Linked DNA regions of Mus musculus: all the other regions are linked to region 1. A link is a loop called in an ENCODE intact Hi-C map of the cell type or tissue named here. Cell type or tissue: heart. All regions are shown on one strand. Region 1 holds the start of Foxd1 (forkhead box D1). Region 2 has its middle 15 kb from the start of Gm41033. Region 3 holds the start of Gm41033 (a long non-coding RNA gene).

What was found. A loop is a pair of places that touch in the nucleus more often than their neighbours do. Peaks named below come from ENCODE experiments on the same cell type or tissue, not always from the same donor. Only the 100,000 strongest peaks of a DNase experiment are listed, where the experiment ranks them.
Region 2: a loop joins it to region 1, with 5 times the contacts of the local background. A loop is called at or near these places in 13 of 42 quality-filtered maps.
Region 3: it touches region 1 in a loop (3-fold over the local background); 13 of 42 quality-filtered maps call a loop at or near these places.

What each region holds. Positions count from the first base shown.
Region 1 is chr13:98,351,173-98,359,172 of GRCm38, forward strand. Foxd1 (forkhead box D1) reads left to right here and starts at 3,073. Exons shown (of 1, transcript NM_008242.2): 1 at 3,073-5,533. The coding sequence starts at 3,448. The coding sequence ends at 4,818. In heart, a CTCF peak has its summit at 545 (motif pointing right); a DNase peak (open chromatin) is centred at 3,079; H3K4me3 peaks cover 2,605 bases; H3K27ac peaks cover 1,625 bases; H3K27me3 peaks cover 6,659 bases.
Region 2 is chr13:98,585,791-98,593,790 of GRCm38, forward strand. No RefSeq gene overlaps it. Among named protein-coding and RNA genes, the nearest start is that of Gm41033, 15 kb to the left of the region's middle. In heart, CTCF peaks have their summits at 1,903 (motif pointing left), 3,337 (motif pointing left) and 3,540; a DNase peak (open chromatin) is centred at 3,341; H3K4me3 peaks cover 2,719 bases; H3K27ac peaks cover 1,367 bases; H3K27me3 peaks cover 1,471 bases.
Region 3 is chr13:98,569,312-98,577,311 of GRCm38, forward strand. Gm41033 (a long non-coding RNA gene) reads right to left here and starts at 5,278. Exons shown (of 7, transcript XR_873852.2): 1 at 4,000-5,278; 2 at 1,296-1,397; 3 at 541-653. In heart, no CTCF peak of the experiment used is centred here; no DNase peak of the experiment used is centred here; H3K4me3 peaks cover 2,182 bases; H3K27ac peaks cover 814 bases; H3K27me3 peaks cover 5,193 bases.

The sequences.
Region 1 (8,000 bases):
ACAGTGCGCTGGACCACACCCCCAACCCCCACAACACACACATCAATCAATGAAGACATGTGTCATAGGCTGTGTCCACAGGCCAATCTGGTAGGGACAATTTCTCAACTGAGGTTCCCTCTTCCAAAATGTCTCTAGCTTACATCAAGTTGACATAAAATCAGCCAGCACATTTAGATTCTTGTCTTCTGAGTTTACATACCCAAGTTTCTCCTCAAAGGAATTTTCTGGGCCTGTGACAAAGATGAAGGGAGTTGAGGCAGAGCCTTCTTCCCAAAGCTGGTGCCAAATCCTGTGACTTCAGCTCTGGGGGGTTCAGGCCCCTGACCCAAACAGCCTGTGAGAATAAAACTGATTAACTCGAACCCCAAGGAGAAGAAGCCTGTTGTGCGGGCTCAGTCCCTGTCCCTCAGAGGAGACTACTAGATCTAGGGCCTTACCAGACACTTTCTGCTCTGGGGATTTTCTAGCCACCACGGTGGCACCGGTGGCACCGGGTGCCCAGGCCAACCCAAGGGACAGCAGGACTCCACACTACCACCAGGGGGCAGTTCTGCCGAGCTCCTACATTGCAAGGATAACCACCAGCTGCTTTCTTGGTGCGCGCTTTCAGGCCAAGGAGTGGGGGATGGGAGTGGGGATGGCTCTTGGTTCCAAATGGCTGTCCTGCCCACCTCTGGGAAAGATTTCTGGCCCCTGTACTAGCTTGAGGGGATGGGATGGGATGGGATGGGATGGGATGGGATGGGATGGGATGGGATGGGATGGGGGACTTTCCATCCTTGGAGAAAAGACAGGGAGTCAGGAGATTCTGAGAGCTAGGGACCAGGAAGGCAGAAAGAGGATGAGCAAGGCACGAATTCCCAGCAAGGTTTCCAGGCTGGGAAATTTCTGGACTGAACAGCTAAGGGGCTATAGGTACCTTAACTAAAGCAAACAAAACTGGTGGAGTGCCCAAAGATGGCTTTAGTGAAGCTCACTCAAATCTCTGGTTACCTGTTCTGTACCTTCATTGATCCCAGTGTGTTGAGGTGGTCTGTCAAATCCAGCAAATCCCCACATTCCTCGCCCCCCGCCAGTGACTTTAAGGTAATTTACCACGTTTCCCCAAACATTTCCAGGAAACAGCCCTTTAACCCTTTGGGGGCGATATTGCAAACGGAACATAAGCTCTCAACTCCCAGACCCTTCTAGGACAGACAAATTGCAAATCTTGAGCAGAGAGATTTTCCTCTAACGTTACTAATAACCTGCGAACAATTCTTCTTGTATTCCATCTTCAAATACGTTTGTACGCAGCAGCCCTCAGCACTGCGAAAACCATAGTGTTTATTTAGATATCGGGCAAGCACTAATAAAACTTAAACTTTTGATGTAAAAGTGGACTCCTTGGTTAGGACGCCTGTCTGCATCAACAAAGCATTCGCTGCCTGATTAATGTTGGCGCAGGTTAATCAGAGCCCATTACAATAATTAGATGGTCCAGTCATACATCAAATGAGAGGCAATGAAAATCAACGCGTTCAGATCGCAAGGCATTCTCATAGATCTTTTAAAGATCTCTAGTAGACTTTACAGACCATTTACAAGTGGAACTGGTGGTTACCCATTGGAGAAAACGAAATCTGATTTGAAAAGAAGTATTAGATGGGGCAACAGCTTATTTTTGTGATGAATACCAGTTAGAACAAGTCACTTCAGGAAGTAAGAAACACTTGGTTGATACAATGACACACAGAGCATTTGAGATTGTTCCTAGAGAAAGCCATTGAATTTTTATTCAGTTCTTGGCAAATGGCGATTTTAACCAGAAAGTTAAACTGGTAAGGCAAAGTTCCCTATTTGAAATCGAAACATCTCAGAAAAGGCAAACATCCAGAAAGCTAGGCTATCAAAATGAATTCGGATTACACAATTATTCGGATTTCCCGCCAGCCAGAACAAAACATTTAGCTGGTGGTAAACACAGGTGACCTTAAAACAGAATAATACTTTAATCATCCCTATTAGCTTGCCACTTGGAAGAAAAATGAATCGAGTGGAGTTGCATCCTGCATTTAAAATTTAAAAGTCGGGTTTTTTTTTAAAAAAAAGAGTATAAAAAGCATTTAATGTATTTTCCAAAATAAAAAATTGATCTCAAAGTTCATCTTTGCTACTGTCCTTTCTACTATCAATCCTTCCGGAACAACACTGTGTGTAAGTTATAATAATTCCAGTATTTAGAAAGTAGTGTGAAATGCTCCTTTAGAAATACCTTTTATTGAAAAGTATAGCGCTCTTTTTCCTAACATCTCAACAGTGTTTGAGTTGCTGCTATGTGTAATTTCTGTGTGTGTTTGGGTTTTCATTACAATTTTCTATTTCTTTTCCTCATTCAACCATTGCTTGCTCTATTCCCATGGAATTTGTGAGATGCTCTCATTAGAGTGGCTTAGTTTAGCTGTCAAGTCTCTAGGGCATTCAATTGCAGATAAATGACCAAAACGCCAGCCTAACCGCATTTTTATTAACAGATGGCGGAAAACAAACGTCTTTGGAGAAGAACCGAAGGGAAAGGGTTAAAGGGTCAATAAACAATTATTACCGTGCTCAAAATGGGGGATTTTTCATCAGATTCCACAGGCGGAGACTGGCCCAGTCCAGAGAGCTGGGACACCCTACCAGACTCCCTCGCTCAATATTCCAGTGAGCACCTCACACATAGAGCAGTTGTCCCCAGTGGGATGACTCCTACAGGCCACTGGGTTGTCCAATCGAAGCGTCCCCGGAGCGCTTGAGATTAGGGTTGAGGGCTAATCCGGGAGAATAAGGCTGGGGGTTTGAACTCCTGTAGCTCTCGGGTCGGCTCGCGGCTGGCTAGGGTGGGATTCAGGATAGCCAATATCTTGGCAAGAAATAGTGGGCTTCAGTCTCCAACTCTTGCTGCTGCCCCTCCTGCGGGTGAACTTTCTCTTCCTACACGCCGATTCCCTCGCCTTTCTTTTCCTTCCCTGGGCCGCGCTCTGACGTGCACACCATGTGACAGGCCCCCTTCTGCTATAAGCACAGACAAGGTCCGCCCTCTTCTGGACTCAGCCCTGGCCTTGCCGAGCTCCGTTTCTAGATTCTCACTCCTCCCGCGCCCTTCTGGGCGCCCGACACCGACTGGCCCGCCAGGGTCCAGCCACCCCCTCCTGGACTAACCGGGCTAAAGGGACCACAGTGGAAAAGGTCAAGTCTAGAGCGCCCGCCACCCGGTGCCCGCCGAGCCGGGGAGCGCAAACACCTCGCACAGCCCTGCTCGCCAAGTAGCGGAGCGGAGCGGCCCCAGCCACCTCCTGCAGCCGCGCGTCGCAGAGTGGCGTCCTCGCTCCGGGTCCGCCGCTCCGGGATCGGCCTGGGGAGGCCAGGGAGCCGGGAGCCCGGTGCCCCTATGTGCCGCCGCGCCACCGCGCCGCCCCAGCTATGACCCTGAGCACGGAGATGTCCGATGCCTCCGGCCTCGCGGAGGAGACAGACATCGACGTGGTGGGGGAGGGCGAGGACGACGAGGAGGAGGAGGACGATGACGACGAGGGCGGCGGCGGCCGCGGCGGCGGCGGGTCCCGGTTGCCGAGCTCGGCCCAGCGGCGGAGGCGCTCTTACGCCGGGGAGGACGATCTCGAGGACCTGGAGGAGGAGGACGACGATGACCTGCTGCTGGCCTCCCGGCCCGCCGCGTCCCCCGCGCCTCCGGGTCCTGCGCCCGCCCCGGGGACCGGGTCGGGCGGCTGCAGCGGCGCCGGAGCGGGAGGCGGCGCGGGAGGTGGTACGGGCGCGGGCACGGGCGGGGGCGCTAAGAATCCGCTGGTGAAGCCGCCCTACTCGTACATCGCGCTCATCACCATGGCCATCCTGCAGAGCCCCAAGAAGCGCCTGACGCTCAGCGAGATCTGCGAGTTCATCAGCAGCCGCTTCCCTTACTACCGGGAGAAGTTCCCCGCTTGGCAGAACAGCATCCGTCACAACCTGTCGCTCAACGACTGCTTCGTCAAGATCCCGCGCGAACCGGGCAACCCGGGCAAGGGCAACTACTGGACGCTCGACCCGGAGTCCGCAGATATGTTCGACAACGGCAGCTTCCTGCGGCGCCGCAAGCGCTTCAAGCGCCAGCCGCTACTCGCTCCCCACGCGGCGGCCGAGGCGCTGCTGCTGCGCGGTGCGGGGCCGGCGGCGGGCGCAGGGGACCCGGGCGCCGCGCTTTTCCCGCCGCCGCCGCCACCGCCCGCCTGCGGCTACGGAGCCTACGGCTGCGCCTACGGCCTGCAGCTGCCACCCTGCGCGCCGCCCTCCGCGCTCTTCGCTGCCGCCGCCGCGGCAGCCGCCGCCGCCTTCCATCCGCACTCGCCCCCGCCGCCTCCTCCTCCTCCGCCGCCGCCTCCCGGTGCGGCCGCCGAGCTGGCGCGGACCGCCTTCGGCTACCGGTCACACGCGCTGGCTGCCGCCCTGCCCGGCCCTTTGCAGGCGGCCGCAGTCAAGGCGGGAGGCCCGGGCGCCGCAGCGCTCGCACGCTCGCCCTTCTCCATCGAGAGCCTCATCGGGCGCACTCGGGGTCCCGCGGCCGCCGGGGCGCACGTCTCGTCCGGGGCCGCCAGCGGGACCGCCCCGGGACCCGGGGGCGGGGGTTGCGCAGTACAGGCGGCTGCTGGTCCCGCCGTCGCGCTCACCCGCTCGCTCGTGGTCGCCGCCGCGGCCGCCGCCTCCTCCGTGTCCTCGTCCGCCGCGCTGGGGACTCTGCACCAAGGGACAGCGCTGTCCAGTGTGGAGAACTTTACTGCTAGGATTTCCAATTGTTAGGAACGTCGTTAGCGCGCGGGAGAGCGAAGGTAGGACTCCCGGCTTCTTTCTCCGGATGGGGGGGTTGGTTTCGTTCGCCCCTCCCGGTCCTCGGAGACCCCGCGCCCCCCATTTTCGCCGCTTCGGATTCTTGGACCAGACTGTGTTGGGCGACAGCTGGGGCGCCGCGCAGTTTAGCTCAGAGGGTCCATCTATTTATGCAAAATCGCCCTATGCTGCAACCCTGACTTGGGGTGGGAAGGAGGGGAGTCGCTCTGTCTTGGCACTAGGAATTTCCTTGACTTTTGACAAATTGAGAAAAAACAAAACAAAACAAGCAAAATCATCAAAACTAAGCCCTTTTTGAGGTGTAGAGATTCTCAGGTCCAGGCGTTTTAAAAAATCAGTAATGTTTAAATGCAGCTTATAGAAAACCAGTAAAAGTCTCCAAGAAATGCCTCTACTTGTTCACACTTGTTTGGTAGACTTTTTTCATGGAAAGAAAAAAAATTAACATGTTTACACAAGAAATAAGTCGAAATTTACCATTTCCTATTTTTAACCTGTGTTTTGTATCATAATGGACATGCGGAATTTTTATTTTGTACTTACTACGTATTCTTTGCAAGGAGTATTGTAAATTTTACTGGCAATTATTATTGTACTATTCTAATGTAAGATTTTTACACTTTTTTTCAGAAATAAAATGCTTAATTTTCAAAGAAAAGCCACCTAAGTAATTGGCTGAATTGTCCCTTTCTTAGTTTCTTTTCTGTTAAGAAGAAAAAGGTGGAATAGATGAGTCTGAACTCAGTCCAGGATCTACTTAAATAGTACTTTCAAAGAAAGACTAACAAAACCGGGATACCATGCTGCCACAGTTCTTCTTCATTTAAACTTTCCAAGTCAAAGCCATCCGCTGCACAGAACTTGTTTTTAGTGACAGCAAATGAAAGCCGTTACTTTGCTAGATAATTCCAAGTCCAAGCTTTGTCCATCTTTGAGATCAGGGAGATGGTTTAGTCATTCTAAGGTAATTTAACAGGAGTATTCGATTTTATTTTCAAAATTCTCGAGTTAATTTCTGCTCACTTATCAGCAAGATGTTGTAAAAAAAAAAAATGCTCAAACACTATGTTAAACTGTGATGGAAACAACACAAGCAGGGCCGGTCTCTGGGTTTACAATTTTAACAGCAAAAAGAGATGAGGAGATTATCTGTTTAAAAGCGTAAAGGTTCTGGATAAGCAAATATTTACATTTATAACATGAATTGTATATGAAAGTTCTGGTCTTTAAGGTAAAAGCGAGTCCAGGAATTATACAAATGAGTTCTGAGTGCAAAGGCAAGATGCCTGGGATTTTGGCTTAAAATGAATAACCCAAGCGCAAGAGAATTTGTCAACTTTAACAGGGTATGTGGTTCAAAGATTTAAAGATGAAAGTACCTGGGTGTTTACAGAACTAAATAAACAATTTGGGTGATTTAGGGCATCCCTTTTCAAATTTTAAGGCTTTCAGTGCTGATTAGATTCAACTTATAGTTCCTTGCAAAAGCTGAGGCTAGTCTTGGTTAAGTACAGATGGTACTGCGAGCCCTGCTTATAGCAGATGGGTGCATATGTAACACATAATTTGAATGCTTTGGGTCAGCAGGTTGCAGTAGAGATCTGTTTATTCAGTTTCTTTAAAGTGTGGTAAGTGTACACACTATGATATCTGAAGACTCACAGATTGAACCTATCCAATCATGACGTCTGCATAACAGGCCAGTACTGTGCAGGGCTGGCCATATTTGAAGCCTGGTCTCTTCTGAAGAAGAAAAAGACTCAAAACCTCAAGATGAAATTCTGTTTGTTTGCTCCCCACCCTCAAGAGATTTGTGGAGGATGGTAAATTTGAGGTTAGAGTAAAGATATTTACACCTGAAAAGTACCACTAAATATATAGCAAGTTGTAGGTGAAGATCTTATATTCAAAGGCCTCTTGTACTCTTAATATAGATTTTAAAGAAAGCAGACCCGGAGCCCTAGACCCTCTGCATCCCGGGAGCCCTTTTGCAGAGGCGTTCGCAGACTGGATCCAAAGGCAAACCATACAGAGGCATGGCACTCCTGAAGGTAGACTTGTGCAACGCACAGAGCCGCCGACTTTTAGATTTGAAAGTTATTGCGAAGAAAGGCAAAACCAAAACCGTGCGATTCACACACCCCCCCCCACCCCCCGCCGCCCCGAGGATGAATGTGTAGCTGCCCTGGAAGCAGGGAATCACAGCTATGTCTTTTCTTATGATCACACATCTTAATAAAGTGCGAAGAGGAGTTCTATTCCTGTCTCCACAGGTTTTCAGTACTCTAGGTTCAGGGTGGCCCAGTGCTGGCCCTGGGGTCCCTGTGCTTGGCTCCCACATCACCCTCGCGGGCAGCAGACCACAAACCTGCTTTTGGTCAGGCTGGGTGCTTGTTTAGTCTGTTGCATACCACCAGGTTCAGCCTTCTTTCTGAGATTTGGCCGTTTGCTGTGGGCTTTACTCAGCAAACCTGGTCGGCGAACTGATGCTGGGTACAGTAAGAGGCCCTAAGGTATGGGCCCAAAGCGGTAAGGGCGTTGGGTGTAGGCCGAGGAGTGGACCATGGGCCTTGGGCGGGTGATCCCGGAGTGTGGGGCACGCCTGGCCAGGCTGTGCTGACAAGCAGGTGTTGGAACAAAGGCAGCGGGTCTACCCAGGCCTTTGATGGGCAAGGATGTCTCCTCCTGGGGCTCCTCATTCGCATGCAAATCCAGTGCTGGTCCCCCCCACCCCACCCCTTTTCTTTGAAGGCAAACAGAAGGATGTTTGTGTGTTTGTAGGCAAGAAGGCTGCTCGAACAGGCCTTCCTCAATAGCCTGGGTCTCGAAAAATAAACCAGTTGGACAAACATTGGCCACCAGCTCTCCTCCTCCCGACTACAAAGTGTGGATTTGCTACAACTCATTAACCCGACGCCTTTCTCTCCTCTCCTTGTTTCTTTACTCATCAAACGCCCCCGTAGAGCTTGGAGACAAATGACCGAAGCGCTGTCGGGAGGGAATTGCAGTTAATGGGGAGAGGGATATATTGGGGCTAATGGTTCAGGCAGCTCCCGAGGAAGGACCACACAAAAAGGAGCCTCTCCATTCAAGGCTCTGTTGTGCTGCGGGGATTTAATCTGCAGCTAGATTTA
Region 2 (8,000 bases), 230 kb after region 1:
GAAACCAGAGAGGGACGTCCAGCCCCTTAAACAGAGACTTTGCTCAGGTAGGTATCCACCATGAGATGGATTTGCTGTGGTTATTGTTGTGTTTAAAGAGTTCCTACAAAGTACAGGGAAAGTTACAGATCGGTTTGAGGAGATTAATCCCCTTTTCAAATCTTCATCTTTTCCTTCAAGATGTCTCTCCAAAGAAAGACAATTACGTCAAAGAAGGTCCGGGCCTCATTCTGCACAGTGCCTTTTAAAAAACATTCTGGGGGCCTGGTAGACAACATGTAAGCTGTAGACAGCAGCGCTTCCACAAGCCCGGCCCCTCACATCTGCACACCAGCTTCTCGGGAACAGAACGGAGACATATGCATTTTAACATATTCCAATAGCAGCATCTTGGGGGAGTGGGGGTGGGGATGTACCTTTTACCATATATGGTCATCATGCAATTCTCTCCAAGAACTCAGTGCAGATATTTATATAATAATATTACCATTCCTTACCCCCACCTCCAGGCTGGCAGAGGTTGAAGGAAACACTTTTGGAGGTCTCTACCACAACTGTATGAATGGTGTTGATTGGTTCTGATTTTTTTTTTTTTGAGCATGGATCAGACTATCAGCTTGTGAGGTATGTCAGAGTATTTTTTAAAATCTTTCTAAAAATATGAATGGATATAACAATTTGAAGTTATTACACACTAAACATTTTATTGGAGCCTGGGGATTCTTGGGTGAGCTTGCTCATTTTCTTTGGAGAATCCCAGTCCCCACTCAAATTCCAGGCACAGAAAGGAAGCCCTGGGGAATGAAGTGGCTTCTGGATGGCATGTCATCAGTCACTTAGGAGCTGCTCTGCTGATTATGAAGGTGGAGAAACGCAGTCAGTGGGAAGAAGCGAAGGAGTGGGCTTGCATTCCAAAGGAGAGACAATGTTTATGTAGCCCTGATGTCTGTCTCGGGAGTAGAATCGATGTAATTAAGCAAATAGAAGTGAGTTCATTTTAGTGTAGTGGCCATTTAAAAAAACAAAAAACAAAAAAAAACACATACAGCAAGGATGAAAATGTAGCCAAATAAGAAGCTAGAGTATTATAAAATCGGATGCCAGGTGAAGGCTGAGATTCCAATTCTGCTCTATTCTTAGTTTTTGGGTCTTTCCTCGTCAGAGCTCCTCTCCTACCTCATAGTTACCATGGAGATCAAGCAAAGAACGGTTATGAAACGTCTCCGAAAACGTTAACCACCACAGCGACACCAGCACATTCAGTTCTCACGAACTTTGTAGGACCAACAGCATTCTCACTTGACTGCCAATGTAAGGGTGCTCTCTCACCAGGGCTCTGGACTAAAGTTCTCTGTAATCCCCTTCCCTGTCCCCACAGGAGGCCTCTATGTCCAGTATGATCTTCAGGAGCAGAGTGGGTATTGCCCTGCGAATCAACCGCTGCCTGGTGGCCTCCAACACATGCTAAAAACAAAGCTCTTCTCAACACCTCCCGAATCAGAATAGTCTCTTGGAGACTAGAGAAGGAAGCAGTGTTGCACGGCTGGTCCTCTTCCTATTGGGCTATTCTCTCCTTCATACTGTATTTCAAGTCTATTCACACACCTAGGTGTCGTTGTAGCTCCGCCCCCGTGGGAGGGGAGAGCCTAAAATGTTAATTATCTGGAACGGTAGCTTGCACTTCACATTCTGGATCCCGGGATGGGATTTAAGCCTATTTAGATTTTCTGTGAATTCTTTGAGGTTAATGCAACTTCTGAATGTGACTAGTAATCTCTAATTATTTGCAGAGATGGTAAATGTGAGACCAGATTAAATCCACTGATAATCCCCAAATCTCATTTTAGCCAACAGCGCGGCTCTTTTCCCACCAACCCTGGAACAGTCAACTCAGAACCGCAGCTTTTTTTCTTTCTCCTGCCTACCCTCTGCTGGAGATGCAAGCAAATCGCCCGAATTTCCAAGGGGTGGAGGTAGAAAGCCAGCAGAAGAGCGAGTGGAAAATCCGACCGCCTGGGCCACTGCCCTGCTGGAGAACTAGACACTGAGTAACCGAAGATCCTGACATAAAAGGAGCAAACCACTGGCGCAGATATTAGGAGCCCTGGGCCACAGTGTCATGAAGGAGCCTCGCTGTCCCTCGTTTGCATGCTGGTACACTGAGATCATTGCTCTCTGTCAGGTTGGACTAGCTTCCTCCTGGAAGGGGTGGGAGAGAGTGGAGCCTGAAGCCGAGGCCGGCTGGGGGGGGGGGCGGGGGGCTGTAGCCCCAGACAAGCCGAGCTCTGGGAGGGGCCCACCTGCTCCCTTCCACTGAGACACAACATCAGATAGCTAGGCCCAGAGGAGGAAAGCAGGCTTTCTTTGGTTTTGCTGTTAAGGCTTTTAAAATCATATTCTTACTCGATTGCTTATTAGCATCAGAATAGTTCCCTAGTCTCTTTGAGCCAGGTCTGTTTTGAAAAAAACAATAAAATTTTACATTATCATTTTTATATATCTTATTAGATATTCCAAAATAATTATCACCAAGGAAACAAAGCACTGCAAATATTTTTAAAGCCAAGAGTTTTCTTTTTCCTTAAAAGAGAAAACTGGAAAATATTTTTAATCAAAGAATTAAATGTCCGCTCAAAAGCACACAAATATCCCACTGAACTTTGATCAGTCTGTTTTTAAATCTATGTTGACCCTGCTGAGCCAGAACCATTGTTTAGCTCCAGTTCCAAGGATTCAGAACGCATTCGAATCCGGGAGAAGAAAAAGGGACAAAGCTTGGCAAAGAGAGGAGAACCGGTTGAACGGTATCTTCTTGGGGCGAGGTGACAGAAACCTGTGGAAACTGGTAGCTGAGGGAGCCAATGTGAATCATATATCAAAAGCTGGCTCCTGAGTCACAAAAGTCTAATGGGCTAATTTCAGCAACTCTGCACTCCGCGTATGCAAATATATAGTGGGGTTGGGGTGGCGGGTGGAAGGGTAACAGTGGTCTCCAGTTTCGGGGCAGGGAGGTTTCAGAGGCAGAAGGGAAGGCGGGAAGAAATGGACACCTTTCTTCCCAGGATGAAATGTCCGTGTGAGGGATGAAGGGACCTCCCGGCTCAGAGAGCCAGGAGCTCCCTGGCGACCACTTGCAGGACTCCCGGTTTCGAGTCGCCGCGCCAGCAGAACCCAGGGATTCGGACCAGTCGCAGAGCGGCGGCGTCGGTGCGGACCCAGCTGCGTCTCTTCACTGTCCTCCCGGGACTCCTGGGGGCCCCCGCCGCCTCCTGGCTGCCAGCTCTGTCCCTGCTCCGCGCCTCTGCGCCACCAGGAGCTGGGTTGACCTGCGGCCTCGAGCCTCTTTCCTGCCCCCTCGTGGCCATTCAGGGAAAACCGCGTGGGTCTCTCGGTCACTTAGGACCAGCGCTGCCGCCGCCGCAGACCCGATGGGAGACACTTGAGTTAGTGCAGGGGGGGCAGGGGCCGGGGGGGCACCGAGCAGAAAAACTGTCGATTGGGTGACGCCGAGGTACGGAGACCCTGTGGGCTCTGACAGGAGAAAGGTCCTCCAGAGCTGGCCATCTAAGGCAGTTGACCAAGGACCTGGCTGGCTTTCTGGGCAGTCACGTGATTACGGTGGAAGGACAGCGGATCTACAGTATGGAGTTAGGAGATGGACAAGGGCATAGTTTCGTCCCAGGTGAACCAGCCTGGCTGCCCTTTGGCAGGGCCAGGCACAAGAATGTGTTTCAGGTTACTGCCTATAAAGGACTTCCGCATCTGGTCGAGTGTGGGTGCGTGGCCTTTCTGGATTTCAGCTGCCAAAAAAATATACTATCCTCCGTTTGTCAAACAAGGTGAAAATCGAATGTGCTTGAAGAGGGTAGGCTTCCTGACTTTTGCTGCGCCCCTGACGAATATGGCTTGGGAAACCAAGAGCAGATGGAGACTCATTTCCCTGTGGTCATCCAGGTTTCTGCTGGTTCAGGATCTCGTGACAGATGAAAAATTATTCGTGGTGCTGGTAAACGTTCCTCCCTAGAAACTCCAAGTGGGCTTGACTCACTCGCTGGCTGGCTGGCTGGCTTATGTTTTATGGACGTTCTCTTGAGGGCTTTGAAGTTATTTGTCTTCAAATCTGTTTCTCAGCTTCCCAGCTCCTGAATAAATTACCCACCCCCTCTGCTTCCACACCCACAGCTTCTCCCCCACTGTGAACAGGGAAGTTGTGGGCTTTGGTTGGTTTGTTTGTTTGTTTGTTTGTTTGTTTGTTTGTTTTTGAAGACATCTTAGAACAAGAGCAGTTGGGCTTAATCCGTCTGTTGTCAGCCCTGGGAAATCTGTTTTTGTGTGGTTGGCTGAAAAGCTTGATGAAGATGAGGGGAGTTGGACCCTTGGACTTGATTCTGGTCACGGGCTTATCCCTGGGTCACAGGGTCACAATTTGCCTGAGTCTGGTTGCCTTGTGGGGCCAAGTCATGGGTGCTCATTTATAGATCGTGTTAAATACTCACACTGCGAACATCTCCATGCTTGTTTAAGGATTGCCATTCGCCAGAAGTTGGTGCTAATTGATGCCAGGCAGTTCTGCTGCAAAGACTGCAGGCTTAGATGTGTTGTGCTCTTCGTGGAAAAGAGGGAATGATCAGCAACAGCATTGGGTGGACGAGCCATGAACAACTTCCTGTTGTCCAGGAAGCTCTGTAAGGAGGTTGTTGGGCTTGTGAGAAAAGGTGGGGCTCTGATCACTTGTTCATTTTGATGCCTAACAGGGGATGCTTCTCTCTCTCTCTCTCTCTCTCTCTCTCTCTCTCTCTCTCTCTCTCTCTCTCTCTCTCTCTCTCTTTCTTTCTTTCCGTTTTTAGAATTATTTCTTTATGAGTACACTGTAGCTGTCTTCAGACACACCAGAAGAGGGCATCAGATCTCATTACAGATGGTCCTGAGCCACCATGTGGTTGCTGGGAATTGAACTCAGGACCTCTGGAAGAGCAGCCAGTGCTCTTAACCGCTGAGCCACCTCTCCAGCCCCTGGTGCTTTCCTTTCTATCCTCCACAATCCCATTGCCTCCCCCATCCATGCAATGTGTTGAGGAGGTTACTAAGAGCCCCCCAGGGAATCCCAGAGCAGCCACTTCTGGGGTCCTGATTTATCACACTTTCATGATTTACCTCCCCAGGGTCTTGAGCTGGAAAAAGATTCTCTGATTCTCCAGCTGGACCTTCCCAAACAAGGGTAAGGACCCTGTCCCCCCCCCCCCATCCTTAAAGTTCTACTAAAACAACAACATCCGTGACAACAAAAATAAAACAAACAAAAAATTAAAATAAACAAAAGAAAGACATCTGGTATGTTTACAAAGCACACATTTCTTACGCTAAAATAATTAAAGCCTGTCACAGGCTGGGCTGGTCCTGCCTGTAGCTGGACTCCACATCACAGCTCGGAAAGAGGAAAGATTTACCACTGGGCTCTCGAGTCTTCTTTGGGGGAAGTTCCTGCTTGGCTAGACTTCCATTTCTTTATGTCTCTCATTCTAAGGACTCTGAGCTATACTTTGGTTTTCCCGTACAGAAAAGCCTTTGCCAGACCAGCTTCTGGGTTCCTACCTGGGCCTCTGGACAGTCCTATGCTGTCCCCAGCAACACCCAGGAAGGTTCACAGTCTCATCTCTTACTCTGTATAGTTCAGAGCAGATCTGGGAGGTTGGGTCCCATCCTCCCAGAAGCCCCTCCCCCCTCTGTATTTACCCCTCCCTTCTTCCCTCCTCTGCCTCCACACCAAAACACTGCTGAAACCACCTGTTTTGTGTTGTGAAAGCCTGGAACACCCCATCCTCCACTCGCACAGACCTCCCACTGAGTTCCAGTTTCCAGTCCAAACTCCACATATGAGTTCTTGACTGGTTGGAAAAGTACAAAAAAAAGTCACATATTCCGAACTGACGTGCGTGGTAGTCTTCTCTTCCTGCTTGCTCTTGTCTCGGAGGAGGACTAGCCTCAGTCAGGTTCTAATCCCCAGGCGGTAGACTCCCCAAAGATTAAACTACCTGCAAAATTAGTCATCTCCGCAGGTTGCCACGGAGACCATCAGACCTCTCAAATGTGTTAGGCATGATTTTACAAGCGAAAACTACAACCTTGGTGTGTCAGGAGCTATAAAATCACAGCCAGAAGTAAACAGGTTCACACCTTCCTGTCTCTGTGAGGGAAATGACCAAACTCCCCAACTGGCAGTCTGTGAATCTCCTGGTGAAGTTTATTTGTTGAATATTTTCTTTCGCCCTCTATCGACATCTGTTACTGGGCAAGCAGCAGTGAGCGTCCACAGTTGGCAGCAAAAGTTGGAAGAGTGAAACCTTTAACTTCACTATACTCTCAGATAAAGTAGGCCTCCCCGGGCAGGTCCACATGCTAATAATAGAGTGGTGGCTGCTACCTTTCCTGGCAAAGAAGGCTTGCAGAGGTGTCTATGACTTGAGATGGGGACATTTTCCTGAATGATCTGTGTGGACCCCATGTAGTCACAAGGGGCTTTGTAAGTACAGGAGGAAGGCAGGAGAGTGACAGACAGAAAAATTTGAAGATGCCAAATTGCTAGTTCTGATGAAGGGAGAGGCCGTGGGCCAAGGAATGCAGGGAGCCTCTAGAAGCTGGAAAAGTCAAAAAGATGGATTCTCCCTGAGAGGCTCCGCAGAGGAAGCCTTGCCAACATCTTGATTTGAATCCAGTGAGACCCATTTCAGACTTCTGACCTCCGGTACTGTATGCTAATAAATCTGCATTATTTTAAGCCACTGAAGTTGGTAGCTGCTTTTTAATAGTAAGACATCACGGCGCCGGTTAGCTTGTTAGCACGGCTTGATAAAAGAATACCGTTCTTGTTTTGAAGGGGACACCGATACAACATGAAGAATGAAACCGTGTCCCCAGCTATTCCCTTAGGGGAAGAGTTACCATCTGCCGTCTCGTCACTAAGGTCTGTTTGAGGACCTGCTGGGAGGAACTTCATATGGAGGATGAAGCTGGGGCTTAACATGGTTAACTGATGTCCTTGAAGCTGCACCCTCAGACACACGTGCCTTCTCAGCAAATCCCAACGATGCTCTTCTTTCTCCTTTCTCAGAGATTAGCTCACACATCCAGCAAGCACCCCAGGCCACCTGTAGGAACTCCTAGTTACCCAGTTCACTCCTAGTCAGAAGGCTCCCTCGTCTTCCTTGGGGGGTTCCTCTATGGAAGCAGCCTGCCTACTGCTGTTTCTAAAACCACATTAGGCTGCAAATAAGGCTTCCGTTGAAAGTTTTTAGGCCAGTGGCATCATGGGAAATTGCTGGCACGTTGAACTTCTGCTCACTTCATGCACAGGTCTGTGTGTGGACTTATCCTCCCCTTCAAAGGCCAGGATGGGGAAAGTTCCATTCGCTGTGACACGGCAGAGGGCCTAGCGTCACTTCATGAAAGTGCCTCTTCAGAGGGAAAGGAAGTCCAGGGAAGGACCTCATGGATGGACCCTTTGCTCTGATTCAGTGACCTTCAGCCTTGCCCCCATGCAACCACCACGGAACTATCTGTCAATGGCCAGGGTCCACCCCAGCCAATGAAGCCTGGTAAAGCCTGGGCTTCCAGTCCTGTTCAGTCTCCCCGGGGGGTGGGTACCAGGTCCGTGAATAGATGCACAGACCTGGTAGCCATGGTGCTGGAGAATAGTCCCAGTTCTCCAGTGCCCCTCTGAGCAGAGCTCATGTGGTTGAGCAGAGTCAGAGGTTTGGAAATGTGAAAACTCCGAACTGCCCAGGCGTCTTAATAGGGAACCGCAAAACAGAAGCCCGTAGACATAATTACTTGGTCAGATCTGAAGGCACCCTGGGATCCGAGGTGAGAGCTGGGGATGGGTGTGTGTGTGTGTGTGTGTGTGTGTGTGTGTGTGTGTGTGTGTGTGTGTGTGTTTTATGTGTGTGTGTGTGTAGTTCTCCTTGAGTGCATGCATGAGAGTATGTTTGAGAAAGGCATGTGTG
Region 3 (8,000 bases), 220 kb after region 1:
TTCATACCTCACTGGGTAGACGGCTCATAGCACCCCCTCGGCAGCCGCCATACTTCATTTTGGCTTCTGCTACGATTCCCTCCTTCTCCATCAATCCAGTCCACTCACACCAGCCAAGCTGTGCATTGGGTACCCAGAGCTGTGGCTGCTTCCCCTTCCTGTGGCATTCCTTTGCAGACGCCCTACTTTATCCACACTGTGGTTTGAGGGTACGCGTTTCTCCAATTCATTCACTGGAATGTAGTCCACAACTCACAAGGTTGTCGGAGGTGAGGCCTTTGGGAAGGAATTAAGATGAGGAGAGGCATCTAGGTGAAGCCTCCAAATGGCATTAGTAACAAAAGGAAGAGAGACCCACGCTAGCATTCTTGCTCCATCTTGCCAAGAGGTTCCTTTGTCATGTTATAATACAGAGGGAAGACCTGCACAAGATGCTAAGCAACCAAGTTCCAGGACCTCATTGCCTCTAGACAATGGCCAAAGGAGGCTCTGTACAGTTGTACAGATCTCAAGTCTTGTAGCAGCACAAAACGAGCTTACCTGACACAATGCCGTGCAGTTCATCCACGGAGCACTCCATTCAACTGCTTTTTAGTATCCTCCCTGAATTGTGCACCCATGACCACAATCCATTTTAGAACATTGCGTTGTCCCTAAAAGAAACCTCACTGGAATCAGCCACAATCAGGATATGTTTCTTTCATATCCCCTCTCCCCAGCCCTGAGCAAACATTTCAACTGTTTCTGTATCTGGCATTGTGAACTAGGCAGCTACGGACATGGGAGCCCAGCCAGCACTTTGACACAGAGATTTCAGTTTCTTCAAGATGAATCTACAGAAATAGGTTGGCTGGATCTCACGGGAACTCTGCTGGGTTATTTTGGGGCACCTTCATGTCATTCCTCAAAGCATCTGCACCAATTTTACAATGTGACTGTGTACACCGTTCCCTCTTCTCCATGCCCCGTGGACACTGATTTTCCATCGTTTGGTTTGTTTGTTTTCTAGGTTTCTGGAGACTCCTGATGTAGCCCAGACTGGCTCCTCCTGTGTGCTGGAACTGAGAGCACGGTTTCGGAATGGAAGGTCTCACCGTATAAGCGCCATTTTCATTTTTTCATATATCTGTTGACCATTTATTTTTATATCTTCTTTGAAAAAGAATCTTTTTTTTTTCAGGCCACTGACCATCTTTCTGACTATATTGTTTGTTTTCTTATTACTGAGTAGTTTGCCTTCCTTGAGGACTTGGGCTTTCACTCCCGTATATGATGACTGATTTAGAAATATTTACCCTGGTTTGGTGGGCTCTCTCTTCACTGTCACTGATGTCCTTTGCTGTGCAGAGGCACTTCAGTTTGGTGTAACCCCACTTGCCTGTTTTGGGGCCTGTTGCCTGCGCGATGCAAAATTTTAAACATTATTATTTAAATAGATTAAAATTACAAAAAAAAACAAATTTTCCTTAGAGATAACACAAATGGGGAGGGGAAAGAAGGTCAGGGGAACTGGGGGGAGGAGGAGGTACATAGTAGCCAGCTGCTAGGAGATAAAGAGCCAAAACTCTGTAGCTATGTTGAAAAAAAAAAAAGCCATAACTGACTTGCTTCCTATAGGGCCCATCAAAGGCCATCAGCAAACAAACTTCCACCAAAGACCCAGCTTATCCTTCTCGAAGCTGCCAGACACAGTGGGTGCCAGCTCAACACCAAGTTCTGTTATAACTTGGACCAGCTCATGGGCAGGCGTATTGAATGTGAGTGGTTAAGAGTTCCAAGAGGAAAGTAAACAGGAAGGGAGTGGGTGGGGCACCCACTCCCTTCATGAAGCCATCAAGCCTTTCACTAGGTAAGACTGTCTCTAGGTAAGACTCCAGTGAATGTCCACAGCCAGTGGTGGTCAGAGCTAAGTCCTGGGTGATGGGGCTGTAGGCAGGCAGGAAGTCAGCTCTCCAGGAAACCCCTCCGTTTCCAGCAGAACACAGCATTCCCACCTCAGTTCTCCCAAGGGAGGCATCCAAGGGAAAAGAAGCAGGCTATCAGAGCAGGCAGGCACTCAAAGGGCTGGGTTTCAATCTCAGAGTATTGGAGAAGGCTGAAGAAATCTGGCTACACATATCGACCAACACAGTGTGGTAAGTGTGCAAGGGGGAGCGGAGCACAAAGTGACAAGAGACAATGTCCTCATCAGTTTTACATATTTGACATTAAAAATTACTTCATTGGGGCCCTGCGGTTAAGAGCACTGTTGCCTTTGCAGAGGACCCAGGTTTGATTTCCAACGCCCACATAGTGACTCAAAACCATCTGTAACTCCACTTCCAGAGGATCCAAAACGTTCTTCTGAGCTCTGTGTGTACCAGGCACGCACATGGTACGCACATACATACATGCAGGCAAAACACTCCTACCCACAAAATAAATAAGCCTAAGTATATATTTAAATTTATACATTTAAAAGTACTTCATTTTCAAAGGCACACAGTTATCTGGTCTCTGTAGTACCTTTTGAACCCCTGGAGGAATTTATTTATTTATTTATTTATTTATTCTCTCGGAACACTGCACATAAGTGCGGAGCTGCAGAGTACAAATTAATCCTTTGTATATTACAATTGGAACAGATTTGCTGAATAGACTTACTCCAGCTCAGAATCCACATCCACAAAGTCTTCCAACCTTAGCCCCTTGTCATCAGCTGCCACCCACTCCTAAAAAGACCAGGTGATTCACTGGGACGTGTGAACTCTGCTCACAGCACATTTTAACCCCGGGGCTCCCCTCTGACTCCTCTGACCTTTGGTAGGGGTTGGGAGGAGAAAATTCCCCATCCTTTCTCCGGATATCCCTCCCTGTTGCCTTCGTTTTCTGCAAAACACACTTTTGGGGAGAAACTTTTTCACTTGAGGCAGGCTTTCTTGACCAGAGAGCTTGCGCCTGTGTGGGGGAACCTCAAGAGAGAAGGGTGTTGCAGGCGCCTACAAAAACAACCCTCCCCGGGTGAGACACGGAGGGAAACTGTCTAAAAAGAAGGTGGTGTGCAGCTCTGAGGAGGCTGAGCTACTCACTGTGGGCAGTCCTGGGCTGTGACATGGGCGGATGGATGAAGGGGAATGGGATGGAGTTGGGGGAAGGGCGGGAGGAGGGGGAGGGGGCGGGAGGGGGCGGCTCCCCCCCCCCCCCCCGGAGCAATTCAATGGCGCTTTGATTTAACAACTCCAAGCCCTTTGAAAACATTTTGCCAGGAAAAGCTTGCCATCAACACGTATAATCTCTTATCAGAGGCCCCTGAAAGCCAGGGCCTCGGGGTTAATTCCCCCATCGCAATGAGTTTGAATCAGCTCTAAACCCGCAATGACATGAAAGCGCCCGGGCCTCGGGCCGCACAGAACCCACTGAGCTTCGCCGGCCGGGGAGGATTACGGGGCCTGTTCCTCGGCGGGCTCGCCCGCAGGACGGGCAGGCTCAAAAGAAAAAGAATAATTAGGGATAATTGCTTGTGTCCAAACACAAGCATTAAGGCCCCCTTGTTCCCCTTTGGGACTTTGTGAGCCAGAATGAAAGAGACACCCCCTGTTTTGACAGCTGGACCAGCGGCTTGGATCGCTGACCGAGGGAGGAAGCGCGAGCACTGGCTGGTGGGAACCGCGCCGAGCCGGGCTGCGGGTGGGCAGAAGACCCTCCGGGATGGTCGCGGGACGTGTCCACGCACCACATTCGTGTGCGCGCTTTGCCCATCCCCCGATCGCAAACACTGCGGACTTTGTCGTCCAGGAATTGCGGTCTGGGAAGCCCGCTGCGGTACTGGGACCCCCAGCTAGCACTGCGCCACCAGGCGAATGCCCTGTGCGTCGTTGCCTGCGGCTGATAGTGGCACAGGGACCCCGGGACGCAGAGGTTTCCTACGGCCTCAGACTGTGCGATTACACTAGTCAAATTCACAGGCCCAGCAGCCCAAAATCTCCACCAACACCCACACACGGGAATATCCGATCCCACCTCGCTCGGCGTGGGGTGGCCTGCGCCACATTTGGAGACACCCGAGGCACAGGGTGGTCCCAGCCACATCTGGATGCGTTCTTAAAGCTGAGGCCCGCGTAGGAGGCTTCTGTTCGTGGCTCGGAAGCGGCGAGAGCATTAAAACACAAATAGGGAACAGAGTTAGCGTTCTCCCACTACGTGGGGACTCTCCTGCCCCGCCCGCAGGATGCTGGGGCCTGGATCAGGCTTTGCCAAGAGGATACTGCACAGCTAAGGCCAGGGGAAGACAGCCTCAGGGTACCCCACAGTCAGCAGCCTGGCTAGTTTGTCTGGCCTAGTTCAGAATGTTCTAGTGCCCGAGGCCAAGACAGGCCCGGAGAGGCCCTCGAAGGAAGACAGGGGAGGAGCGAAACGGGGCTGGTGTCAGCGGGATGCCGAAGGATCCTAAAGGAACGAATGATGCGGTGCAAAGACCACCCTGAGCACCTGGACCACCCAGGCCGCAGCCTAGACCCGAGAAGGCTCAAGACTAGCATGGCCTACAGGCTAGAAGATCTGGAGAGGGAAGCAGACCTTCTACAAGGTCGTTTGGCAACATGCGGGCAGTAGCCACAGAGCAGATCCATGTTAGAATCCTCAGCCCAGCCACCCCTAAGAAATGAGCCAATTGGCCCTTTCCAAACGCGGATTGTAGCGAAGCCGAAGGATGAGTGGGAAAACGGCTCCACGGACGCAGGCCCATGAGTGATTAATTAACGGAAAACCACATCCGAGGGGGAAAATGTTTTCTGAAAGGAGCCGAGTCCGAGAAGGGCTCCGGTCCCTGCAGCTGTGTCCCAGACAGATCAGCCAGCTGACGCCAGGCCCCCACCCCATTCTGTCGTGGACGCACCCTAGGGCCTCCTGGTCGGCGGAGGGGACGTGGCTTTATGGCTTTCAAGAAACTCTAGGTTTCGAATTTTTCCAATGCAGCCTGGGACTGGGTGGAGAAGTGACTGGGGTGATCCCCCCGAGCCTGCCACTGGCTACCTGTGGATACCAGATCCCAGTTCATAGCAACTGCTACCATCACTGACAAAGATATCCAGGCAATTGCCCACTTGTCTACTTCTTTCCCCCTCTTTAGTCTCACCCATGGGTTTAAGGAAACAACAACATAACCAGTTAGGGTAGCATGATTGGCTACCAAGAATAGAAAGAAAATCGTGTTTTCTGAATATCTCTTTTCATTGCCCTAATCGCCAGCATTTATTAAAATGCACACAGCCCATTGGAGATTGAAATGCAGTATAAATTACAATACAGTATAAAGTGTATAATTCTAGATGGATTTCCCCTCCCTTCGGTTTTACTTTTTAAATTGTAGGTTCCTGGTTTCTTTAGAATAATTGAAAAGATCTGAGAGAAGAAAAGATCATGTTTCTAGATAAGAAAAAGTGTAGTTTGTCCAGGAAGAGTAAAATTCAGGAAATTATAAATTGCTTATTTTCAAAGTCACAAACATTTCCTTGTGGAGAAATGGGTTGGTACAGAGGCTGCTGGGGGGAGGGCAGGGGATGTTTTCCCGGATTAGCTCATGTTTAGAGACAATCAGTGCTCTATTTATTTGTCGAGGGGGGCTAGGCAGAAGACTCTGATGACAGCAAGAGAGACCTCCTTGCTCCTGACTCCACAGCCAGCTCCCTTCTTTCTCCAGCTGCCTTAATCAGGCTGTCCTGAAGAGAGAGCTTCGGTTTGGGTTTTGGGGTTTGTTTTGTTTCTGAGATTTAATACTACATATATTTCATCATGCCACAGTCGCTTCAACAACTTTTAAAAACCATGGAATTGAACATTCAATTTTAGAGTGTTGGCCCAAGAGATGAAAATGTAATATTCATTTCCAGAGCTTTGGCTAAGAGATGGAATTATTTATTATGCCACAGTGTGTGTGTATGTGTGTGTGTGTGTGAGAGAGAGAGAGAGAGAGAGAGAGAGAGAGAGAGAGAGACAGAGACAGAGACAGAGACAGAGACAGAGACAGAGACAGAGACAGAGAGAAGCGCATTAAACAGCAAGAACTCCCATAGACTATATACCAAATCAGAATTATAACATTTTTGCTTAAACTGCTGTGTGGGCCAGGTCCCCGTGAGCCAGTTCCAAAGGGAGGGGTGAAAATGATGTAAGATGTCTGAATCTGTGCCCTACAAAAACCAAGCTTGGTGTGCCAGGGTGACTCCATAGGGTTTAGGCCGCACCTCAAACAAACTGATAACCAAGGAATGCTGGGTAGGAGCACAGCAGATCCCAGTGTGGATCTTAGGATGTAGCAAGGAGGTGGGCATAGGGCTCCTAAGAGCCCACAGGGAGGGCCTGCCAGCCTTTTGAATGCAGTCATTCCAAAATCGCCAGGGTTGTGGGGAGCGAGGTGTGGAGATGTGAAGCTTTGTGACGTTGGAGATAAATTAGCTCGAAGTTTTAAACGTAGGTTGTTTTGTCCGTTTCCTTTGGTTTTGTTTTTTAAACTGGGTGAGGGGTGTCTCACAGACTGGCCAGGAAGTCATGACTCTTCTGCCTCTGTCTCCCAAGTGCTGACTAACAGGCCTGGGCCACCTCTCCTTGCTTAGAAAGCGCTATGGAGTTTTGTCTGCACTAGGATGGCCCTGAATTGGCTCCTCTGGCAAAGGAAACCTGCTGGTTCTAGGAGTGAACACAGATTGGCCTTGGAATGAAAAACGTTAAGCTTAATTACGAACGTCCCGGGAGTTAAGGGACTTAAGGTGCTTTCCCTATAAGGCCTGATGGAAAGATAGAATCCTTAGTCCTCAGCCCCTGCAACCAGGAGCTGCTGAATCTTGGCAGTGGAGGGTTAGGGGAGGCAGCCTCTCCAGCCACCACCAGCAGCTCCAGAGTCAAAGGTGGCCTGATGGGGGTGGGAGAGACAGGGTCCCCTGTGGAACTCGCTTAGCAAGTCTGCCCACCCCCTACATCCCACCCGCCAGGTCCCATACCCTTTGAGTGCCAGCAACAAGACACAACTCCAAGACCATTCTCCTGAGAGCAAATGACACACAGGCCTACTTGTCTGTTGCCCAGCACGCAGCTCTGGTTTCATAAGGCAAGCAGAGTACCAGATTTAGAAAGAAAGTTCAAACAAGACCTTGGAATTGGGAAACCCCCCATGGCTTAGAACCAAGCTATTAAACAGATTAATACCCCTTAGGAGTTAGAGGCCTTGGGGGACTGCTGGCAGCCACCTGCCCCCCACAAATGGAGGACATTAAATTCTAGAGCCGATTGCAGGCTCCATTGTCTGCAGAGGAGCTCAGCTTCCACTTTTGAGGGCTGTTACTGTTTTGGTGTTTTGAGACACAGGCCATTCTTGGGTCCAAGTTGGCCTTGGGCTCATCTTTGTCCTACCTCAGCCTTCCCAGTAAAATCACAATCATGGCAAACTTCAAGCACCTTTTCCATCTATGAAGAGATGCAAAACAGCTGGGGAAAGCTGGCTCTGGACTCTCTTCCTCCCTACAAAGATCTGCACATACTCTCCCTCCATGGAGGCTGCTTCACCCTCAGGCAGGAAGATAACAAATGATGATTAAAAACAAATTATAAAAGAGAGAAGGGTTTTACCAGGGTCTGTATGGAAGTGGATGTATAGAGAGATGTGATCCTGTGTATCTATAAATGAGTCAAGTATTATCTGTGAGTATAAAGATAGATGCAGGGCTGGCAAGATGGCTCAGTGGTTAAGAGCACTGACTGCTCTTCCGAAGGTCCTGAGTTCAAATCCCAGCAACCACATGGTGGCTAACAACCACCGGTAATGAGATCTGATGCCCTCTTCTGGTGCATCTGAAGATTGCTACAGTATACTTATGTATAATAATAAAAAAAATCTTTAAAAAATAAAGATAGATGCAGATGTGTGTGTGAAATATGTCCTGTAGGGTTTTTTTGTTTGTTTGTTTGTTTATTATATGTAAGTACACTGTAGCTGTTTTCAGACACACCAGAAGAGGGCATCCGATCTT